Regions from separate parts of the Homo sapiens genome. Here region 1 is linked to region 2. A link is a loop called in an ENCODE intact Hi-C map of the cell type or tissue named here. Cell type or tissue: ascending aorta. All regions are shown on one strand.

Region 1 (4,000 bases), 220 kb after region 2:
ACATCCATGATTTTCTGCCTGTATCCCCTGGTTTCCCAGCCCACAGAGGTTACCTCCCTCTTGGGGCTCCTGAGTTCCGTGACCTACTTATGGGGTTCTGTTCATGGAAGGCAGTGTTTCTCGGCCCTAGCTGCTCATTAGAAGACTGGTTTTTAAAATGTCTCCATGCACAGATTGTAACCCAGATCAACGACATTGTGATCTCTGGGGTGGAACCTAGGTATTGGGATGGTTTCTAAACATTCCAGGTAATTCCAATGTGCACATTGCGATTTGGGATCACAGGCCACCTCTGACAATCGGGCATCCTGCCTTGTGATTACTGCTTTCATGCGTGCACTTGGCATACCTGGAACACACTGGGGTGTGGGGAGAAAGCACTAGGATTTTGGTTTATATTTACTTTACATCCTATGCTTTTAAAATGTGCATGCTTTACAATCGACTTGATAGTAGAAGAGGTAATGATCATAACAGTCAGCAGCCGTTGAGCATGTACTGCAGCCAGGCTCTCATCCAAGCACTTGACACGAAAGTGCCAGAAAGCAGTCACACCAACATTCAAACACAGGATGGCTCCAGCAGCCACCTTTTATCCATCATGCCAATCTGTTCTCACAGTACACATGTGTAATTTAGAAACAAACAAAAATAGTAACATATAAATAAGATACAGATACCAGAGCGACCCGTGAAACATTTTTTGCTGATAAGGTTTCATGATCAAATAATCAGACTATGGTGGCCGACTATGAGTCCTCCAGGCCAGGTCTAAATCTCTCTCTTAGTTTTGTTCCTTCTGCCCAGCAGCTAGCAGAATCTGGGTTCTAATAAATGCTCAACAAATATCTGCCACTCCCACAAACATTTATTAAATGATAATCATAGCTAACGTTTATCAACATTGCCAATGTGCCAGAGACATCATACTTAATCTTCACAGAAGTCCTGTAAGGCTATGATTACACCTGCTTTGTGACACTGAGCAGCTAAGTAACTTGCTAGAGTCCAGAACCTGAACCCAGACTGTGGGACTGCACAGCTCATTCTCCCCCACTGGTGAGCAGGTCCACAGGGAGCAGCTTATGAAGGTGGTGGGGGAGAAGTGGATTTTAAAACATCAGGAAGGAGGCAGAGGTGGATCATTCACTCCCTGCAGGTGGTTCCTTCTGCCAAGAGTGACCTTCTCTATCCTTACCTACCCTCCTGCCCCAGCTCAAACGCATCTTCTCCTGGAAGCCTACAGAGGGTTCTGCCCCGTTCCTGCCTCATCTTCCCCACTGAACTTGGAACTCCTAGAGGGCAGGGTTGGGTCCTACTCAAGGGGCATCCACGGAGCTGGGTCAGCAAACATAACACTGGTCATCTGAGCCTGCGCCCGCCCTTCCTCCCAGGCCAGGGCGCCCCCACCCCCTGGGTTTTTCCTCCGTGGACGCCGCTTCCTTTTCCTTCTTTTCTCCCTCCTCCTTCTTCTCCTTCTTTTCCACGTGTCTTCTCCTCCCATCCTCTTTTCTCTCCATCCCCACCTCCCACTCCTTCCCACGCCCCATCTCCCCGACCCCCAGCACCCCGCGCCGCCCCCAACCCTGGGCCGGGCAGGTGCAATTCCTCAGGCGGCCTACAGAGGGCGATGTGCGCCGCCACTGGGCCGCGCCCCTCCGGCGCGCGCTTCCTGTGAGGTCAGGTGGGAGGAAACCGCCTGGAGCCGCCGGGAGTGGACGCCGCCGAGGCCCGGAGTCGCGCCTGCAGGTGAGTCGCCGCGCCGGGGAGGGAGCGCATCCCTCGCTGCAGCCCGGGCCGGGACTTGGAGCCGGTGTCGGGCTCCAGAGGCTGGGGCTGGCGGCCGGGGCAGCGTCCCTCCCGCCCCCGGCCCGGAATGTCAGGTGCGCCGCGGGCCGGGCGCGCGGGTGGCCCACCGGGCGGGGGCGCGATGACAAAGCACAAAGGGACTGCGCGCGACCACCATCCGCTCGGCCTGCGCCAGGGCCAGCGGGCTTCAGGAGGGGGACGCGCCTGTCCCGGGCTCCAGGCTACGGGCAAGACCACAGGGCTCCTGACCTTTTTCGGCATACATGTCACCAGTGCTATCTGGAATGTAGGTGGACACTGAGGCTCATCTCCTGAGAATGAATGGCCTTTACCCAGACTCAAGGGGAGGCGTGGAGGGGCCCCGCAGTCCAGGGGTCCGCGGAGTGGAGCCTTTCGAGGGCCACCGCAGCAACCCCCTCCCATATTTTGGGAAGGCTGGGCCCTGCGCCCGTTAGCCAAGGTTGGACTGGTGTTCCCTGCGAAGTGAGGGACAGGTGAGGGGCGTGCCCTCTGCAGCAAAGGTGTGCTCTTCCGAGGCGCATGATGGCTAGGATGGTCTGCCGCTACCAGGCAGTGGTTGTAAAGTAACCCCGAAGTGACCCTCATCTCCCTGGGTGTTCCTGGGGAAGGCCCAGGTGGTGACATTGACTCCCTGGGGGAGCAACACACTCGACCCATTTTTTAGTGGAAGGGAATTGGAACCCCACTGGGGATGCTGGTGCCCTGGACTCCCAGTTTAGTACCCAGGGAGGGCCCTAGAACCAGAGCTTCTGGCCTCGTGTTCCTTCTCTGCTGTCCGTAGGTGTGATCCCGGGCAGGCCACTTAAGTCTCCCTGTGCCTCCGCCTGTGCAATGGCCGCGCTAGTACCCTCCTCGGGGGAGTGTTGTGAGGCTTGAGTGAGGTGAGCCTTGCAGGATGGGCCTTCCACGGGGCGTGGGCCACAGCAGAGGCTCTAGTCCCAGTTGTGCTGTTGGCAGTGTAGTGATTGGCAGTAAAACTTCCTTTGCCAAGGATCTTTTTGATAGTTTTCCTGGTGGACTCAATGTCTGAAATCTTTTTGCCTGGCAAACAACTTGCCTTTATTTCTCCCCTTTTTGTTAATCAGACACAGCATCTACTCAGCGTGGGTCACCTCTGTGAACATCACTGACTGCAAGCCTCCCTCAATTTCTGGTAAATTTTTTCCTTCAAGCTTTTTGAGGTCAGGGGGAAAATCCTCCACAGATCTTCACGAGTCTGGTCCCAGATCACTAACAGCTAAAGGTTTTGTGGTGGGGAGAACTTCTGTGCCACTTGGCTTCCATTAGCCTGCCCACCCTGACCACACAATGCAGGTGCAGCCCATCAGGGACCCACAGCGCCTGGGAGGATGGTGCGGATCTTGGCCAATGGGGAAATCGTGCAGGATGACGACCCCCGAGTGAGGACCACTACCCAGCCACCAAGAGGTAGCATTCCTCGACAGGTAGGTACTCATTTCCTGTGGAGTGGGACAGATGGCCTCCTGTGTACTGGCTACTCCTAGCTTCCAGAAGTCTCTCTTGCTGGTCACTAACCTTTTCTAGCCTGAAGCCCTCTTTGCAGAGAGCTGGGGAAGATGCAGTGGCTTATTGTCTACCTCCCCAGATCTCCTTTCTCCAGGCGCCTCCCCAGACTTCACAGCCAAGAGCTCTCTCTCCTTTAACTTGGTTAGCAAACCTCACTGGAGCTAGCGTCTTTCTTTTAAGAGTGGGTTGGATGACAGAAGCTGGAGAGGAAGTGGAGGAGATGAGCCCTGGGCACAGAATAATCATTTTAAAGGGGTGGCTGGGCGCGGTGGCTCACACCTGTAATCCCAGCACTTTGGGAGGCTGAGGTGGGCGGATCAGGAGGCCAGGAGTTTGAGACCAGCCTGACCAACATGATGAAACCCCATCTCTACTAAAAATACAAAATTAGCCAGGTGTGGTGGTGCATGCCTGTAATCCCAGCTACTCAGGAGGCTGAGGCAGGAGAATCGCTTGAACCTGGGAGGCGGAGGTTGCAGTGAGCTGAGATCGCGCCATTGCACTCCAGCCTGGGTGACAGAGCGAGACTCCGTCTCAAAAAAAAAAAAAAAAAAAAAAAGAAAGGAGTGATGATGAGTATTAAAAATGCTGGCCCTAGAGCCATGCCCTGTAGTCCAACCTGCCTCAACCACTTCCTCTCTCC
Region 2 (4,000 bases):
GCCAGCAGGAACAGACAGACAGTGAGAGCTACAGCCTGGGAGACGGTGAGGATTTGGGGAGGAAGGGGGCTCAAGCTAGGCCCAGGCCAGAGGGATTATTGTGCTGGGGGCTGAGTGTGAGGACGGCTTTCTCATGTAGGCTGGGGGCACAGGGCCACAGGTTCCGGCAGGAATGAGGATGGATGCTTGAGCTGTGCAGGGGAGCCCACCTGGGGCTGGGCAGTGGGGCCCTGAGGGCAGAGGGTGGGGCTGGAGTGGGGGCTCACCTGTGGTTGAGACAGCAGTAGATGATGGGATTGTACATGGTAGAGCTCATGGCCAACCAGAAGAGTGCCAGGTAGACTTGCTGGATGAACTTGTGGCAGTAGATGTCCTCCTGGAAGCTGCCCAGGATGAAGTAGAGGTGGTAGGGCAGCCAGCAGATGGCAAACGTCAGCACCACCAGCACCATGGTCTTCACAAACTGGTCCAGGAGAGGCTCAAGTTACTTCTTAGTGCCCAAGCCCCAGCCCCAGCCCTCCGAGGGCAGACACAGAGGACCCCTTGCACCCACCTGGGAACTGCTCCACACACAGACCCCGTTAGCTCTATTACTCAGGCCTCTGAGCATGTTTTGCCCAGACCTTCCTGAGCCCCCAACCTCAGAGGCCTGTGCTCAGGCAGGTCCCTCTGCCCATACTGCCATCCTTCCTTTGAAGTCCTCACTCCTTGAAGCCCAGCTCAATGGCCACTTCCTACAAAAGGTGTCTGGGACCCCTTCATTCACTGCAGCTCCCCCTCCCTGGAGAGTGGCTGAGCTCTCTCTCCTAACCCCATCCCTGGGGGAGCCCCTGTGTCAGCTATGCGTTCCCAGGACGCCCCCTCTCTGGGATCCGTATCGGCACAGCCCTTCTCTCTGTGGGCTGTAAGGTTCCAACCAGGGACCCCTGCCTCTGCCCACGGGTCAGCTCCTGGACCTCCCCCTCCTCAGAGCCTGGCCCCTGCAGGCACACTCCTGCTCCGTTTGGCAGCCCAGCATGCCAATTACAAAAGGTCTGGGGGCTCCTGGGCACCCTGATCCTCACGTAGGATCTGGGTTGAGACCCCTAGTGTGGAGCAGATGGAGGCCAGTGCTCCATGAGGGGCACCAGATGGCGCCCATGTGCAGCTATCTCCCCGAACCACCCTGTGAAAGATGCCTACTTTTGGGTGAGAAGCATGGCTTTGACCTGGCTACATGATGTGGTTAACCCATTACCTCCCCTGTTGCCTGGTAGGAAGGGGGCAAGGACAAGCTTGGACTGAAGGAGGGTGAAGGGGGTCTTGGGCACAGAGGGCTACATCAGGACCTTCGGGGGACCCTGGATGGCAGGGAGTAGGGGGACACTGCCACTTCCGGAAGAAACTGGAGACAGATTTGATGAAGCTGGACAACTATCTGGTCTCCACGACCTCCGGGGTCCGCAGTTCCAGCCTTTGAGGGCTCTCCTGTGACTGTCAGGCACCTTCTATAGTTCTGTGGGGCTTCTCAATTTCAACATTCTGATTATTCAAAAAGTCTAAGATTTTAATATTTTATCATTCTAAGATTCTTGGGGGTATCTGAATTCTACGGGGCTTTAGGAGTCCCTGACTCCCCTAACATTCTGGGAAGTTAATTTTTTTTTGTCTTTTTTTTTTCTTCCTTTTTGTGGAGAACGGGGTCTCGCTATGTTGCCCAGGCAGGTCTCGAACTCCTGGGCTCAAGCTATCCTCCCGCCTCTGCCTCCCTGAGAGCTGGGATTACAGGCGTGAGCCGCCGCGCCCGGCAAGTTTCTTTAATTTTGTATTTGGCCAAAGACCAAAGGCAAATCCGCCCGGCTGGGAGGAACGCGGTCAGGCTCTGGCCCCAGACTTCGCGCGAAGGCAGCTTCCGCAAGCTTCTCCCGGGCGCCCTCTTGCGGACCGGCCTTGAGACCGTAAGGGCGGCTCCCCAGGGCGGGGTCAGGCCCCGTCCCGCCCCCGTCCCGCCCCCGTCCCACCCCCGTCCCACCCCGTCCGGCCCCGCCCCCATGAGGCCTCGCCCCCGCCAGCCCCCCGCCCCCTCCAGGCCCCGCCCCCTCCAGGCCCCCGCCCCCGCGCCCACCTTCTTCATGGCCTGCAGGTGGCGCAGGTTGGCACCGTGCGCCTGATGTCCGGGCACTGCGCGCCTCCAGAGCGTGAGGCCGATGACGCTGTAGGCTACAAACATCACCGCGAGCGGCAGGAAGTAGATGAGGGCGATCACCACGAGGTGGTACCTGCAGGGAGAGCCGAGGCCTGGGCAGCGGAGGGCCCGGGGGCGACTCCGAAGTCTGCCAGCGCCTGGTCCTGGGACCCCGCGGGCACTGTGGAGCCGCCCCTGCGGGCCCACCCTGGGCGCCTCCCAGGGACTTGGTTTGATTTAAACAAAAATAAAGGTGGCATTGGGTAGCCTGTGTGCCAGGAGACGGCTTCCCTGCAAAAGGGACGCCAGCAGTAGCCCTGCGTCCTTCCATATCACATCCTTCCACGTGATAGACACGTGTCAAAAAAAGGAAAAGTGAATGAAACAAATTAAGAAATAATTTGTTTGCAATTTAAAATGCCATTAAGCACAAAGGAGGCAGTAAAATTATCCCACTCCCACCACTATTAACATTAACTATTAATATCTGGCATATTTTTTCCAGAATCATATGTATGAATAGTAGTCACCCCTGATGGGAGTTTCACTTTCCCGGGTTTCAGTAACCCCTCCCAACTGCGGATCCAAAATAGGGGAGGAGAGTACAACAAGATATTTTGAGAGGGAGAGACCTCATTCACAGAAGTTTAATTACAGTATATTGTTATACTTGTTCTGTTTTATTACTAGTTACTGTTAATCTCTTACTGTGCCTAATTTATAAATTAAACTTTATCATAGGTATGTTGAGGAAAAAAACAGTATATATCTATATAGAGAGAATTCAGTGCTATCTGAAGTTTCAAGCATCCACCGGGTGTCTTGGAGTGTATCCTACAGTATAGCCATATATGTATACGTATACGTATATGTATATGTATATGTATATATATATATATACATATATACATATATATATATACATATATATATATATATATATATATATATATATATATATAATCTGTATCTGTCTGGATGGATAGAATGACTGGTGTTAATAAGGCTCCATCTGCACCAACATCGCTATGGAGGCATGGGACAGTGGAAAAGCGCCATATATCACATGCTGCTGTGTCATCTGCTTATGGTTTATCAGCATTTGGCTGGGAACCTCGTTTGTGTCAGCAAATGCTCTTTCATACCACCTTTGAGGAAGTGATGCAGAGTACCATTGCGTGGCTTCCTACCCCGTCCCCAGGGAGGACACTGGGTTGTGTTGAGGCTTTTCATTTCCTTTTGGAAACAGTGTAGGCCAGGCGTGGTGGCTCATGCCTGTAATCCCTAAACTTTGGGAGACCAGGATGGGAGGACTGCTTGAGCCCAGGAATTTGAGACCAACCTGGGCAAGATAGTGAGACCCTATCTCTATTAAAAAAAATTAAAAAAATTAGCCAGGCGTAATGGGGCACACCTGTAATTCCAGCTACTCAGGAGGCTGAGGCAAGAGGTTCACTTGAGCCCAGGAGATCGAGGCTGTAATGAGCTATGATTGGGCCACTGCACCCTAGCCTGGGCGATAGAGTGAGACCCTGTCAAAAAAAAAAAACAAAAAAACGACAGTGTCCCCAGTTCTCAGATCTCTGGTTTATGAGTGACGCTGCAGCCTCTCTCTGATGAGCTGCAGGCTGGGGACTGACTCCTCGGCAGGTCTGCAGTGGGAACCTGTGGAGACAAAAGTGACTCCATCTTGGATGCCACTCCCCTGTGTTGACTTCCGATTCGCCCCAGTCTTGTGAATGCCTTCTGATTTCTACTTTATTTACTGCCCCTAGTGTAAGAACATGTCAACCTTGATGTTACTCCACAAATCGTAGGCTGTGACTCACGTAGCGT

Evidence for each region. Hi-C counts contacts between places; a loop is a spot of excess contacts. Peaks named below come from ENCODE experiments on the same cell type or tissue, not always from the same donor. Only the 100,000 strongest peaks of a DNase experiment are listed, where the experiment ranks them.
Region 1: a loop joins it to region 2, with 3 times the contacts of the local background. A loop is called at or near these places in 53 of 110 quality-filtered maps.

Annotation. Positions count from the first base shown.
Region 1 is chr10:69,628,565-69,632,564 of GRCh38, forward strand. It overlaps FAM241B (family with sequence similarity 241 member B), which reads left to right and starts at 1,683. Exons shown (of 4, transcript NM_145306.3): 1 at 1,683-1,749; 2 at 2,916-2,983; 3 at 3,145-3,275. The coding sequence starts at 3,180. RefSeq lists an enhancer at 2,226-3,111. In ascending aorta, a CTCF peak has its summit at 1,612 (motif pointing right); a DNase peak (open chromatin) is centred at 1,697; H3K4me3 peaks cover 1,398 bases; H3K27ac peaks cover 797 bases.
Region 2 is chr10:69,406,818-69,410,817 of GRCh38, forward strand. It overlaps TACR2 (tachykinin receptor 2), which reads right to left. Exons shown (of 5, transcript NM_001057.3): 3 at 2,105-2,258; 4 at 267-463. Among named protein-coding and RNA genes, the nearest start is that of TACR2, 8.1 kb to the right of the region's middle. RefSeq lists silencers at 1,817-2,096, 2,387-2,486. In ascending aorta, CTCF peaks have their summits at 1,118 (motif pointing right), 1,923 (motif pointing left) and 2,143 (motif pointing right); DNase peaks (open chromatin) are centred at 157, 1,864, 2,184, 3,344 and 1 weaker place; H3K4me3 peaks cover 1,306 bases; H3K27ac peaks cover 3,794 bases.